Linked DNA regions of Homo sapiens: region 2 is linked to region 1. A link is a loop called in an ENCODE intact Hi-C map of the cell type or tissue named here. Cell type or tissue: mammary epithelial cell. All regions are shown on one strand. Links, peaks and the distances in the headings refer to the core of each region. The heading gives the core; the rest is flanking DNA.

Region 1 (7,692 bases), core at 1,882-4,381:
GAAATGGGGGATATGTGAGTCCCCAGAACGTTTCATGGGTAACAGTGGAGCTCTGGCAGATAACAGTGGTTTTTGGTAAAGGATGAGCCCCAGAAGGAGAGAAGAGACAGTTTTATTGTTGCTTTTAGTGGTGGTGAGTGTGTACATGTGTCAGATTGTAAATGGGGCAGAGAATATGTCAGATTTGAAGAGGACCTGGAAATCAATGATCAAGTTGCAAAGGGAGAGGGGTCTAGGGTCAGGTGAACAGTGAGAGAGGAGGAATACACTGGCAAGTTGAAAAGCAGGATTCAACAATGAGTAAGGACCAGAGAATCATAGCACCTCTTCTCTCACCAAATCATTTACTCATTCATTTGACAAATTGTTCTTAAGCATTGACTATGTGCTGGGATGTGTTAAATGCAGGGTATTCAACAAAGAACAAGACAGAATCCCTACCTTCATGGAGCTATCATCTAAAGTAAACAAATAAACACATTATTGGTGAGAAGTTATATCCTAGAAGTAAGTGCAAGGCATTATGGATATGAGGGGGTGTCAAGTGATTTGATAAATTTTCTTGGAGAAAATTTGTTGCTTTCAGGAACAGCCATGGGATCAGCACAGCTGGGGTATACTGTGGGAGTAAAGTGAGGTGAGGATAGAGAGGTAAACAGGAGCAATATTATAAAAACCATCTTAGGATCAAAGGTTAAGGAATTTGTTCTTTATTATCAGGGCACTCTGCAATGCAAAACTTAAATATTAGTTATATCTCAAGGCTTGGAATCCAGGGAGGGAAATTGGGTGGTTGTCTCCTTGAATATATTATATATAATATGAAAACTCAACTGAGGATATTTACTGGAAGGCGCCTCCTCCCTTATGTTTTCCTCTATGAGAGATGAAAGATTGTCCCTGCCTGTGGCAGGGCACTCTCCAAAGGGAAGTGATACATCTTCAGCCCCACCTAGATCTCTTCCTCTTTAGAGCAAACCTTGTGCCAGCCTGTATGTTTGCTGTGGTTGGGTTTTCATAAAGCTGTAAAGAAGAAAAGGAAACCTATCATTTATTACCTTCCCATAGCCACATTCATATTCCTAAGCCTGGCCTTCAAGGTCATTTAACTTCTTCCACCCAAACTCGTACTATTCCCCATGCATGGGTCCTCTTCTCTGGTCAAATGGATTGCAGAACATGATATGTACCTCCCTGCTTTGGTGCCTCTGATCTTGTTTTTCTTTCTAGTCTTGCCCTCTTCCAGCCTCAGTTTCCTCGTCTATAAATTGGGGATCATAATATCTTATTCAGGATGTTACACAGATCATGTGTCTGAAAGTACACAGCATAGTGCCTGGCACAAAAAACATCATTCAACAAATGCAAGCATTTGCAAAACTCAAGTTCTAGATCCTTGTCTGCATGTCACAAACTTCAATACTCAAGTGTTTTCAGGGCTGGGTATCACACGAGTGGTGAGAACCAGAGCGAATAAGCAAGGGCATGCTCTGCTTAGAGGCAATGAACATGCACAGAAACAAAAATGAAAATACACAAACAAAAATGCCTCCGACCTCTTTTGGTTTAAACCCACCACTTTGGAATCCTTTTGACTTTTGCCTCATTACTTAGATGGTAAATATTTCTTCTTATGTAATTCTATTTCTTCCAGTGGCCACTTTGTGCCACTTATTTTTCACTTACTTTATATTCTTTGTGGCATTATTTATATTTCAGTGGAAGTTTTTTGACACTCAGGATTACTATGATAACCAAGTGAAATCACATATGTCAAGAATCTAGTGCCTGGCATCAACGGTAGCTTTCCTGTTATTCATAATGATAATGATGCTATTATCAGTCTCTTAAATTCAGAGACCAGGTCTCTAAAAGTTCCAGGAATTTCCTTCCTGCTTGTTGACTTGGCAAAGAACAATAATAACAGCAACGATGGCTTCTGCTTATTGAGTGATTAACCATAGGACAGGAGCTATTAGGAGTGTTTTACGTGCCTGAACTCATTTCTGCTCATGATAACCTGTGAGTAGGCCCTATTGGTATAATGCCTGTTGTAGAGATGAACAAATTGAGGCAACGAAAGATCAAGGAACTAGCCAAGTTATGTAGTTAAGAAATAGCAAAGGCACGTGTATACCTATGTAACAAAACTGCACGTTCTGCACATGTATCCCAGAACTTAAAGTACAAAAAAAAGAGAAAAGAAATGGCAGAGCTAGGATTTGAACTAGGTGGCTGGCCCCAAAGCCTATATACACAGTGAGTATAGCTCTATACTCACTTTCTGACCAACTTCTGTTCATCCTTGAAGGGCCAGGTCACATGTTACCTCCTCTCCTACTTTCCATGCAGAGTTAGTTACTCCATCCTAGGTACTGTCATAGTACTTTAAATGTACCAATTATCCAGATCTATAGCAATTATCAAATTGACGTTGTTTATTTTTATGTGTGTGTTTATTTGTACGCGAGTTTCGTATGGAAGAATCTGTGAATTACTCAAGGCTGTATACTTAGCATAGGGCTTGGCACATATCTGATACACAACACTATACATTGAGTCTTAACTGAACTAGTAATTCAGCTAAATTTGATGATCATGATGATGATAGTGGCTGGAGATGAAACACGGTTGAATGGAAATTTCAAATGGTAAGAACCATAGTGCTGAGCTACTGACTGTGCCATGAGTTTGGTGATATTTTTGCTGTTCTTTTTTTTTTTCCATTGGAGTAGTTAAATGACTCCTATTTAAGATGTCTCAGGGCTCCTAAGCCCTTTTTAGCTACATGTTTTCCCACCCACTCCCTTCTGAGAAGGACTAGCTCATGGCAGATGTGACTGCCTTGCAAATACCAACAGAAGAAACAAAGAACGTGCTGAAACCTATGCCTTGCAACAGTTATTAAAATTTCACCAGAGGTTACACAAACAAGCTGAAAGAATGACTAAAGGAGGCTTAGCCCCACCCCAACATAAGCCATGATCCATATTTTATTATAACAACACCTTACATTTGCATAGTGCTTTAAAATGTGTAATCCTCTCCCCTCTGTTATTTCATCTGATTCTTACAACCCATTGGATCAGACAGGAGAGGCTCAAAGAGAGAAAGAGACTTGTCTAACATCATGTGGCCAGTGAAAAACGAAATTGGGAGGAGGACCTGTCTTCCATACAACATTTATGCAACGTGCCAGACAAGATGGCCCAAGTGGCTAATTTGATATTGGGAGGTTCCTGTCTCCAGCGTGCGTATGTCTGATCTCCTAAGTACTATGAGGCAGAAAAGATTTTGCAGATGATAGACATGAAAACTGAAGAATGGGTCAAGGGATAACATGCTGAGGGTCAAAGAGAAGATGAAGAACGTGAGCTTAGGGGTGCAGGGGAGTACAAGGTGATATCCACTCATGGGGGACCAAAAGAGAAGCTCTGTCACAGAAGGAGGTCGCATATTGAAGTTCACAGGATAAAAATAAAAATTTAAAGCATTCTGCTTCAAAAGAAGAGATGAGATAGGCATGCCCGAGTTCAGAAGACAGAGGAGGTTTCAGTCAGCGTGAACTGCCTGGGCAAACTACGTTATGTTGAATGCTTTTAAAGGACTCTTCTTTCTCTATGTTGTCATGCCCTCCCAGGGGATCTAAGAGACCCATCAGATCCCCTGGCCTGTGCTTTCCACTTCAATTCCCTGTTCCCACCACACTGGGCTTACTGTCTGTAAGGCTATAGGAATGTGGAGAAACCCAGAAGCAGGAAACAGGGTGAGAATGCCTTCTTTGATGTCGGCACTTAAGTTTGCTTTGTGATTCCTCGTGCCTTGTGCCTCTAGTTTCTGCAGACTCTGTGGGCTCTGGTCTCAGATCCTCTTCCTGTAGCCCACTCTCCTGGGTGTCGGGTGCCAGGGCTGCTCTGGTTCTTGATTGTTCAGGCTGCCCTTTGCCTCAGGTCTGCGACCCTCTCTTCTCCACTGCCGACCACAGGCTCAGGCTGGACTTGCTCTATTCTGGCTCCTGGCTACAACCATTTGCTGCCAGTGGCCTGGTGCTGATGGGGTCTCCACCTACTTTCTCAAAGAATGTGGGACTATACTAGAAACTGTCTGCAATAAGGTAGCATTTGTCCCATTTGGGAATACCTGCTAATCTGTTCATGTTTATAAAGATGCAGCTCATGGCCCATGAGCTCTTGCCAGCCATGACAGAAAGAAAAGGAGACACGGAGAGTTCCAGCCATCTGCAAACGTAAAACAAGGCAGAAACACAGTGCATTCTCAAATACAGCTGAAAGCACTGCAGCGTAGGCAGCTGAATCCCATTAAGAAATCATGCGAAATCTCTGTATTCCTGCCATTGTGACGAAGAAGAAAAAAAATCTCTAAGGATTTCAAAAAGAAAACATTTATGACCAGCAGACTTAAAGTTCTACAATATCTCACGAAAACAGAAAACAGTCACACACACTCCTCTGACACTTTCTAACGGCCCTTACCTAGGGAGACTCCAGAAGGGAATTTCCACTTAGCTCAACCAAGGAGCATCTGCATCTGCAGGAGAAAGTCAGAGCCAGGTGGCCCCCTCCGCTGATGCAAGATCCAAAGTCCTGATGTTCAGGGAGCACAGACAAGGCTCTCTTTATATTCACAGCCCATCTTTGTAAAGGTTATTTCATGTCGATAGATAAGTTGGAATTACTTATCTGCCTTAATTCCTTTCTCCCCAGTTTTTAATTCAGACTGCCTCTGGATCTTAAAGTTAAAATGTAAGCCATATTTTAAAATTAAATAACAAATTGAATCTTAAAATTCAAATTTAAGCCATTCTCAGCAATGAAAGAGGATTGATAATGTTCCTAGTAGCCATTTTGAGTGACTGGTGGGGCATCATCTCTCTAGGCATAAAAGTGGTCTTTCAATAGGCTCCATGCTGTGATAAAAAAGGCCAAACTGCTCTTACATGAGAGCAACACATTTACTTTGTATTTCTTTATTATCCTTTTAAAAATTTATTTTATTTTTAATTTTTATGGGTACATACTATGTGTATATATTTATAGGGCACATAAGATATTTTGATACAGGCATGCAATGTGTAGTAATCACACCAGGGTAAATGGGGCATTCATCACCTCAAGCATTTATACTTTCTTTGTGTTACAAACCATCCAATTATATTCTTTTAGTTATTTTAAAGTATACAATAAATCACTGTTGATCAGAATCGCCCTGTTGTACTATCAAATATTAGCTCTTATTCATTCTATCTAACTATATTTTTGTACCCATTAACCATTCCCACTTCCCCCACCCCACCCACTACCCTTCCCAACCTCTGGTAACCATCATTCTACTCTCTATACCCATGAGTTCAATTGTTTTAATTTTTAGCTCCCATAAATGAGTGAGGACATGTGAAGTTTGTCTTCCTGTGCCTGGCTTGTTTTATGTAACATAATGTCCTCAGGTTCTGTCCATGTTGTTGCAAATAACAGGATCTCATTCTCTTTTATGGCTCAGTAGTACTCCGTTGTGCATACATACCACATTTTCTTTATCCATTTGTCTCATGATGGACACTTGTATTTTAATAATTCAAAATGAATATAAATCTCAAAAAAGAAGACTTCTTATCAGGGTAGCTTTAAAGGCTCTGTGGATAGAGTCTATTTTTGCATGTGCCCTGATCTATGCTTGGAAAACCATGGTCCAGTAAATTCCAGGGCACAACCAGAAGAGACTAGAAAGGTTGAGCAATGAGAGGGAGAGCCTATTGCACCCTTCACTCTGAAAAGGTGGTGGCTAAGGTCAGAGAGGATTGATGTTTACAAAACCATAAGGGCTGGGCAGGGCTGGCAGGGCAAGCACAGGAAGACCTTCCCAAGGGTTAATCAAAGGTGGCTTTAGCACAAATAAAAGGAAGCATGAAGTCACCCTGTGGCTAGCAATTCTATGAAAACTGTTACCCAAGAGATGCTTCATAGAAAATAAAAAAATAGGTTGAAGAGGGTGATGAATTTAGTAATAACTAATTATTATGGGATTCTGGAAATGCCTCCTAGAAAGCAATCTTGTCTCGTTTCTTTCCCTAAATATCCCTAGTTGTCATTGTATTAATAGCATCAGGTTACTTGGTTAGAGAGACAACCAGCCTGTGGTCTGACTGATACACGGTGATTCTTTGACTCCTTTATGCAAATGATGGTCTTGGTAAGTAGTCATCTGCCTCCTACCTTGCTTCATTTAAGGTAAGCGTCCAGTCTCCTGAATTTAATAACTTGGACATAGAGATTTGAGACACGGGGACTGTCTTCATCACCATAACTTGAATACAAACGACCAGCGTGATGTTGGCTCCACAGTAGCATCCTAAGAATTCAGTATGCCAGCAGAGCACCAAAAATACTGCTTCAGCCTAATGTAGGATTCCTTTCTGTGCCTTCCCTGGGATCTGGCTCCTCACAATATTTACTTTCTTGTAAAGTACTGAAGGAAAGTAGCAAATGGATGAGGGAGGAGTGTATTCCTGGAATATCTGTTTCACCTTAAGACATTTCCTCTGTCCCTTTTCACCCTTCTTTCCTCCCCTCTCTCTCTCCTGCTCCTTTGTCTCTCATTGGCATAAGAGGTGATAACAGGGCCAGTGGGGCATTGAAATGTCAGTGGTCTCCTCAGAATTCCAACGCCAGGTCACCTTATTGGCCTATAACCCCTGCTTTCCTTCCAGTAAGTGGCTAGTTATGGGACCCAGCAAGGGCATTTGAAAGCACTGACTGAGGACAAAGTGGGGTTTAAGTGATGCATAACCCCCCTTTATCCTCCATAGTCTATCTTGGCTAGAAGCCTGTCACAGGACTATCAAGGGCAGCTGAGTCTTCCCCAAAATCAACAAAGAAAACAACCTCATTTCTATATCTCAGCTGTGTCTGAAGAACCAATGTCTAGATAGATCCCCTTCTCTCAGATGATTTTTGTGTGTGGGGGTAGGGTGAGGAAAGTGTTGTCTATGAAAGCATCATATGATAAAACCTAAGAATGTGAAGAAAATTAGTCTTCTCTCTGTCTCCAAAAATTTACTGTTAAATTTCAAGTGAGTCTATAAGCCTCTGACTCTTCACATATGTATTGAAATAGAACAAAAGGACTAGTTTGAGGAGACAACATTAAGCTTAGTTGATGGAAAGTAAAAGCTCTTTGAAATGATTCCCTTAAAGGATTTGGCCTTCCGAATTCAATTTTGCTCCCTTTTCAACCATCTTAGGCATTCGTTTTTAATAAGTCTTTATAAAGTAAATGATTCAACAAAGGAACTCAAAACTGTGTTTCTGACTGCAAAAGAAGTATAGATTCCAGATGTCTCTCATTTTTCTACATCACTAATTCAAACTCAGAAATCTCTTGTTTATTGGACACTTGTTTAATCCTAATGTTTTACATACCTCTCCTCTAAGAATCCCCTTTCTCTCTGTCTCCCTTCTCTCACCAAAGCCATCTACAGGGCAATATGTCATAGATGCAACTGTACCTTTCCAGCATATGCTATGAAATATTTCAACTTATGCTAAAATGAGATTTTCTAATCATATATAACTGTTATTCATTCATATTAGCATTTATGTGAAAGATTAGGGAAAGTTCCTTCTCCTGAAATATTTGCCAACTGATGACGTGTTTTGCTTTGTACATTGAATAGAG
Region 2 (7,692 bases), core at 2,444-4,943, 200 kb before region 1:
TTAATTTTTATTTTTCTTATTTAATGGATGACATTAGATTTGTCTTCCCAGCAGGTTCATTTTCAAAAAGTTAATGAAGTCAAGCTAAGCATATATGGTAGATCATTAGGGTTTCTGCTTACAACCACCAATATCCCATAGTCTTTGATTCCACTTTCTGTTTGGGGACACGATGGGATTTATCAGAAAAATGAATTCCTCTGTCTAAATACAGAGGACATAGCCACGTCCTCTGATTCATGTATTACGAAATCACTTGGGAACTATCAGAATTACAGAGGAAACAGCACCCCGTCCATCTTCTCCAAATGAGTAAATTTGCCATGAGATCACATTTTTTGTGGCTTTACACAATAAAGAATTGAACAAAAGTAAGATTTGATCTATGAGAATCAAAACTTGAGAATTTTTAAATTGGTGTGTAGTAACCCAGTGTTATTAGGGGTTAGGGATCAGTGTTTTAAGCATTTGTTGAAGGCTGGTGTCACTTAACTTTTTATAAAATCTTTTTCTTTGTTTAAAGGTGAGACTCGACCCTTCTTTTCCCACGTGAGGCTTCTTATGGAAAGAGCACAGGTATCTGGGGTCTAAAGGCCTTGGTTAGTCTGCTATTTCCAGCCAAGATGGAATAACAGGAATGGGATTTAAAATTCCTACCTGAAACAACCACAAAACTAGGGGTAAAAAAAATGAAAGAATGTTTTTCAAAACATGGAAAATAGGAAACAGTTCTGTGACACTTGAGAGATGGTAAAAAAAATGAGGTGAGCCTTACAATCTGTAGAGTCAGTGCGATTCTAAGTAAAATCTCAGAAATTTTTAAATAGAAATTGACAAGATTTGTACAGAAATGCAAAGGACCAAAAATAGTCAAAACAACTTTGAAAAAGAACAGCAAATTTGGAGGGCTTATCTACCTGATTTCAAAACTACTTATTATAATGCTATAGTAATCAGTATGGTATCGGCATAAAAATAAACAAATAGATCAATGGAACAGAATAGAGATTATAATAATGGAGTTACATATATCTGGTCAATTGACAGTTAACAACGGTGCAAAGGAAATTCAGGGGAGAAAGGATAGTCTTTTCAATAAGGGGTGCTGAAAAAAATAGATATCCGTTTGCAAAAAAAGTAAATAAATTTTAAAAACTCCAATACACATCTCACATCATATAAAAAATTAATCAGAATAAATCATAGACCTAAAAGCAAAACCAAAACTACAAAACCTTTAGAAGAGCATATAGGAGAAAATCCCTATGACCTTGGGTTACAAAGACTTGTTAGATACAGAACTAAAAACATGATCTAAAAAAATTTTTTGGTAAATTGGACATCATTAAAATTTGAAACGTCCATCCTCAAAAGACATTATTAAAAGAATGAAAAGGAAATCTACAGAATGAGAAGAAATATTTGAAAAATCACATATCCGATAAAATATTTATATATGAATATATAAGGAATTCACAAAACTCAATAATATGCCAACGAACAACCCAATTTTTGTAAGTGGGCAAAAGATCTGAACAGACACTTCACTAAAGAAGATATTTGAATGACTAATAGGCACATGAAAATATGTTCAACATCATTAGTCATTATGGAAATGCAAATTAAAATCACAATGAGATGTTACTACCTATTACAGTGTCCAAAATGGAAAAGACTAACCATACCAAGTATTGGCAAGGATGTGGAGTATCCACGTATGAAATTCTCATACATGCTGGTATGACCATTTCGGGAAGACAGTTTAGCTGTTTGTGAAAAATCTAAACATATACTGATCAAATAATGCAGACATTCCATTTTTAGATTTTTACCCCAAAGAAATGAAAACTTAGGTCTGCTGCAAATATTTTCACGTCAGTGTTTATAGAAGCTTTATTCATTATAGCCCCAAAGTAGAAATAATCTAAATGTCCATCATCAAAAGAATGAATAGTGGCATACCCATCTAAAGACACATTCCCTAACAATAAAATGGAATAATACACAAAACAACAGGAATGAATCTCATGATAATTATGCCAATAACGCTAGACAAAAAAGCATATACACTATATGTTTCCATTTATGTAAAATTTGTATAAAATGAAAACTATAGTGACAGCAGATCAACGGTTGCCTGGGGATGGCAGTGTGGGGGTGGAGACTGGGGGATTCCAAAGGGGCATGAGGAAATGGATGGGATAAAGGATATGTTCATTATCTTGATTGTGGTACTGGTCTCATGGGTTTATACTGTCAAACTGATCAAAGATCAAATTTTGTATTTTAAATATGTGCATGCAGTCTATTGTATGTCAATCATACTTCAATAAAGTTGTTTAAGAAAAAGGCCTGTCTTCAAGTCACAGTTGTGTAATCTCAAACAAGTGTTTTCACCTCTCTGCACCTGAATTCCCTCAAGGGTCAAATGAGGAGAATAACACACACCTCACAAGGTTGCTGTGCCGGGCGAGATTCTGTAGCAACAGCCCTGAAAAAAGCACTAAATCAACGCCATGGAGAGCATCTTGTCTTCCCTGTAAGGAAGTTAATTTTCCGATTGATCCCTCAGCAGAATGGCAGTGTTCCCTCTCTAGGTCGTCCCTTTTATCTTCAGAAATCAAAGAACATGACTTTTGAAGCTAGAGTCGTTAGATCTCTTAAATGCCTTTAGAAACAACGTTAGATGGGGAAAAATGAGAACACACAGGAAATTAAAAAGCAACAGCATAAGCATCTGCAGCTTTGTTGAGCACTTGTGAAAATTGGGCTTGCCCTACCATCAAAGGACACAATAAATTTAAGCCATCTGACCTATGTGTAACCCCTGCACACACACAAATGAATATATGTATCATATTCATATGATACACAATTATGAAAGGAAAATAAATTTAAAAAAAATAAACCACAGCCAGGCACGGTGGCTGATGCCTGTAATCCCAGCACTTTGGGAGGCCGAGGCGGACGGATCACGAGGTCAGGAGTTCAAGACCAGCCTGGCCAACATAGTGAAACCCCGTCTCCACTAAAAATACAAAAATTAGCCAGGCATGGTGGTGCATGCCTGTAGTCCCAGCTACTCCGGAGGCTGAGGCAGAAGAATCGCTTGAACCTGGGAGGTGGAGATTGCAGTGAGCCAAGATTGCCCCTCTACATTCCAGTTTGGGCAACAGAGTGAGACTTCGTCTCAAATAAATAACAAATAAATAAACCGCATATGCTTTAGAGTCAGACTTTGAATCAGATCCTGACTCACTGGCTCCGTGACACCTTGGACAGCTCCCTCAATCGTGCTAAGCCTCAGTTTTCTCACTTGTAGAACACTATCCTGGAGTAAGAAACTGGAAAAACAAACAAACAAACAAACAAAACCATGTAAAATACCTAGGACAGTATCTGGCACAGGATGGAGCTCAGTGAAACAGCTTCCCTAAGGTAACACACCAGACTGATCACACTTGAATTCAAACCTCCTGGTCCCAGGTCAATAATTTTTCTATTATCCTCTGTTGCTAGTTTACCTGGGTAGTCTGTGGCAGAGGGGCAATTAGATACCGGGTGTCTTAACTCTCAGTCTGGTGTTGTTGCCATTGCACAAGGTCATTTTTAAGAAATCACCACTAATGAGAATCTATTAATTAGGGGGAAAACGGCACCTAGAGATGGAATCATACTGGTTGAGGGACCAGGGAAAATCCCTTTGGATCCTATTCCAATGCTACTAATTACTACCAGGTCAGTCCCCAGTGTGACACCTGTCCTTCCACTGGTCATTCCCTGTTTGCCATTGTCCCTGCAGCGGAACCCTTTCCAGAGCTTTCTACCTGGAAGCCGCATCACCCCCGCCACTCGCGCCCCTCGCCTCCGCCACCCCAGCACTGGACTGGGCGGGATGTTGGGAGTACATAATTGTTGTTGTGGCGGCTCTCAACCACAAGATGGCAGCACATGACTCTCTTTCAGAAAAGAAACCTGCAGCAGGGGAATTTTGCAACCTGGCACGTTTCAATTAAGATGAAAATATATTTTTAGAAGTTGCCTCCGTCACCCTTCAAATGGTAAGCATAAACCAAAGAACACAAAAGGAGACTGCTAAGGCATGAGGATTAGGGATGAAGGGAAGACTAAAGTAGACAGTCCCTGTAGAGGTGCTTGGAAGCTGTAGGATTTGCCTTCTTGGTGTTTGCACTAGGTCTTGTTGCTGCTCTCTTCTTTGTTCACATTCTTGCCAGAGCTCATAACTCCAAAATTAACTATCCTAGGGGTCTCTGTCCTTGATCGAGTCTATCTGAGCCTTGACCAGGCTTTAAAATTCTGAATTCCTCTATTTCCATTAAGATGTGAGTGTATTCCTTATTTCTTTTCCCATAATATCAAGGGCACGGGGTTTTTTTTGTTGTTGATGTTGTTGTTTTTTACATTTCTCTGCCTGTTCTCTGCTGCTGCACGTCCACTTCAGACATCATTTATTGTTGTGATTATGCCGGTATCAGGAGATGGAGTGGATTTCAATCTCCATCCCACCTCAGACACACCAAGGTCTGAGCTAAAGTAGTCCTAGCTACCTCAGCACCTCGGCCCCAGGTAGCCCTCTGCGGATGGGTTCTCATCTTCTTTCCAAGTTCTTCCTTCTCACCTGGAATGTAAACACCTGTGAAGGGCAGAGTGTGGCACCTAGGGCATTTTAAACTCCTCCTTGGGAGCTCATAAATCCTTTTTTTTTTTTTTTTTTTTTTTTGAGATGGAGTCTCACTCTGTTACCCAGGCTGGAGTGCAGTGGTGTGATCTCGGCTCAATGCAACCTCCGCCTCCTGGGTTCAAGCAATTCTCCTTCCTCAGCCTCCCGAGTAGCTAGGATTGCAGGCATGAACCACCATGTCTGGCTAATTTATTATTATTATTTTTTAGTAGAGATGGGGTTTCGCCATGTTGGCCAGGCTGGTTTCGAACTCCTGACCTAAGGGGATCTGCCCGCCTTGGCCTCCCAAAGTGCTGGGATTACAGACGTGCACCAACACACTTCGCTGATTTTTGTATTTTTAGTAAAGACGGGGTTTTACCATGTTGGCCAGGCTGGTCTCAAACTTCCAACCTCAAGTGATCCACCAGCTTGGCCTCCCAAATGCTGGGATTTCATAAACCTCATGTTTCAAGCAAGAGAATATTTTGATTACCTAAAGTAATTAGAAGCCCTGCGCTTAAATTGGGAATCATCATCTTTCCTATTAGGTCTTGAGGAAATGTGATACAGACGCATAGACAAATAATCGGAATATAAACTCCTGAGGGAGTGGAGAGAGTTGGTTAGTGATGATTCCTAATGAAGAAGTGAGCAGGGGTTAGCTAGGCTTATCTGGAGGCGGGGCGCTGGGGTGAGGAAAGGCATTCTCTTTAGAGAGCAGTACCTAAGGGGTGGAAGTGAGAAACAGCAAAATGCAAGCAAGCAACCATGGGCAGCTCTGTCCTGTGAGAGAGTAAAGCACGGAGAGTCAGTAATGGATAGGCTCTTGCCATAGGCAGTATAGATCATAGGGTGCCTTTGTATAGATCATAGGGTGCCTTGTACGCCATACAAAAGGGCTGGGTCTCCTGCTCTAGGTGGTGGATGGTCGCTCAAGGGTTTGATGAAGACAGTTCATATTTCAAATAGATTGCTGAACCCTTAAGGTGGAGGAGATATTTAGGAAGGCTATTCCTGTAAGTAGGGACCCAATGGGGGCATGGTTGCAGTAATGCAGGAAAGAGACAAAAGGGGTCAGAGTCGGGATATGGGACAAGATACAGAGGGGCATTTAGGAGCCCACTCAGGAAGACCCCATCAACTGGTTGGATGTAAAGCTGAGGAAGTAGAGACGGGTACAGCGATTACATTCTGTAATGTAATGGGCGCTGGATGGGAAGAGGAGAGAGGTGGGTGATGGGGTGGGGCTGGTGAAGTGGAGCTAGTGGGGTGGGGACTAGGTAGGGCTGAGCTGGGTATGGGGAAAAGGAAGCTCTTGTTTTGTTGTATTTTGGGGATTGTTTAGAACAGGAGGGCGCTTGACACATTTAGGGACTGAGCGGGGAAGAAACAAGTAGAGTGTGATAAATTGAAGGTGCAGGAGAAAGATGAAGAGGCACGATCCTAAGAGGACTGGAGGAGGCTCAGGTGAGGAGCATGGGCTTTGCAGGAGGGTGTGTGTCTTTTTCCCTGAGACTGGAGGGAAGACCATCAGGCTGGGTGGATGGGCAGAGATGACTTTGTTAAGTGAGAGGGCAGGAAGTGGACTCTGCAAAAGAGCAGCAGAAAAAAGATTAGAGGTGGGAGATCTTGGAGAACCGTGTAGCCTGGTGGCCACCAGCACAGGCTCTGGAGTCAGGCTGACTTAGATTGCAGTGCCAGCTCCACCACTTACTGGCCATTTGGCCTTGGGCAAACTCTCTGATCTTTCTAAGGACTCAGTTTCCTTATAAAAGGGGATGATAAGACCTCCCTCATAGGATTATTGCGAGAACGAAATGAGATTCCATGCATTCTCTGAAGGAGATTGACAATGATGAAGACCATGCAGCAAATCGAGGAGCTAAATATGCCAGACAGATTTCATGGTCTAAACAGTTTATATGTCTTTTGATTGCCTCCCACAAGACTGAAAATAACTTGGGGGTAGGGGTCATATGTCTTGCTTTTCTTGGTCTTCCTGGCATTCAGTGCAATGCCTGCTTCATCAAGGGCTCTCAGTCAAGTTTGTTAAATGACTGAATAAATCAATTGCCCAGTCAACCCAACCATAGCTCCAGCTTCCAACTGCCAGACTGTGCACTTCCCATTCTACCGCACTACCTTTCTTGGTCCAGCCTTAACGTCTCTGTTTACCAACATTGTTACACTATTTGTGATTACTAAAGAGTAACAGTTCCTTGAATTGGGCACTATATTTTGGTTCTGGAAATGCAAAAGCACATTATTGTTTATCATGGAAGTCAGGTGATCTAGTTCTGCTAGTTAATTGACTAATTAACTACTAATTAATTAGCTAATAATTAAGTTAATTAATTCCTAAGAATTAAAAAGGAAAGGAGAGGGCGATTTATTGCCAGAGAGGCTTCTCTAAGTGTTTTTATGGCCACTTTCATCCTGTGTGTGACTGAGCTTTAGCACGTTGACCAGGTTAAGGATCTGGATGCCAGAAAAGCCACACCTGGGCCTGGTGGGGCAGAGAAAGGGCTGCTGCAGCCATGGAGCCAGCGCTCTCAGGCCTCAGCGGTTTCAGGTGCCCCAGCCAAGTGAGAGGCAGAGTGGGCGCTTGGCCGCTGAGAGAAGGTCAAGACATGAATAATGGAGGCCACAGGCACACCTTCCAGAGCTGTGTCTGCTTGCTAGGCTTTTCAACCTTGGCCACCCCACCTTTAAAAAAAAAGAAAACCTTTAAAAACATGAAAAGACCCAACATCTCCTTCCTTGCCCATCTCTCTCTCTCTCCTCTGCCCCCTCAGATGAAAGGCAGCAATGCAGCTAAAATGTTCCCACAAACGTTCAGGTACAGGGGAGCTGTCAAGATCAGCGTGCCACGGAGGCAAAACAAGGAACTTGGAAGAGCCATAAACTGCACACCACCCCCTCCTCAAATAACCCCAGGCTTAGCAAAGGAGCCTCTGCAAGCAGAGATGGAGTTTGTAAGGATTAAATTTCCTCCTCCCACAAGCCCC

What was found. Hi-C counts contacts between places; a loop is a spot of excess contacts. Peaks named below come from ENCODE experiments on the same cell type or tissue, not always from the same donor. Only the 100,000 strongest peaks of a DNase experiment are listed, where the experiment ranks them.
Region 2: it touches region 1 in a loop (8-fold over the local background); 1 of 110 quality-filtered maps calls a loop at or near these places.

Annotation. Positions count from the first base shown.
Region 1 is chr14:51,572,303-51,579,994 of GRCh38, reverse strand. The region is part of intron 2 of FRMD6-AS2 (FRMD6 antisense RNA 2); the gene reads left to right. It also overlaps a transcript of FRMD6 not described here. Among named protein-coding and RNA genes, the nearest start is that of FRMD6-AS2, 24 kb to the left of the region's middle. In mammary epithelial cell, for the core only: no CTCF peak of the experiment used is centred there; a DNase peak (open chromatin) is centred at 2,884; H3K27ac peaks cover 428 bases.
Region 2 is chr14:51,776,530-51,784,221 of GRCh38, reverse strand. All of the region lies in intron 1 of LOC101927598 (a long non-coding RNA gene), which reads right to left. Among named protein-coding and RNA genes, the nearest start is that of GNG2, 80 kb to the left of the region's middle. RefSeq lists an enhancer at 4,133-4,202. In mammary epithelial cell, for the core only: a CTCF peak has its summit at 3,915 (motif pointing right); no DNase peak of the experiment used is centred there.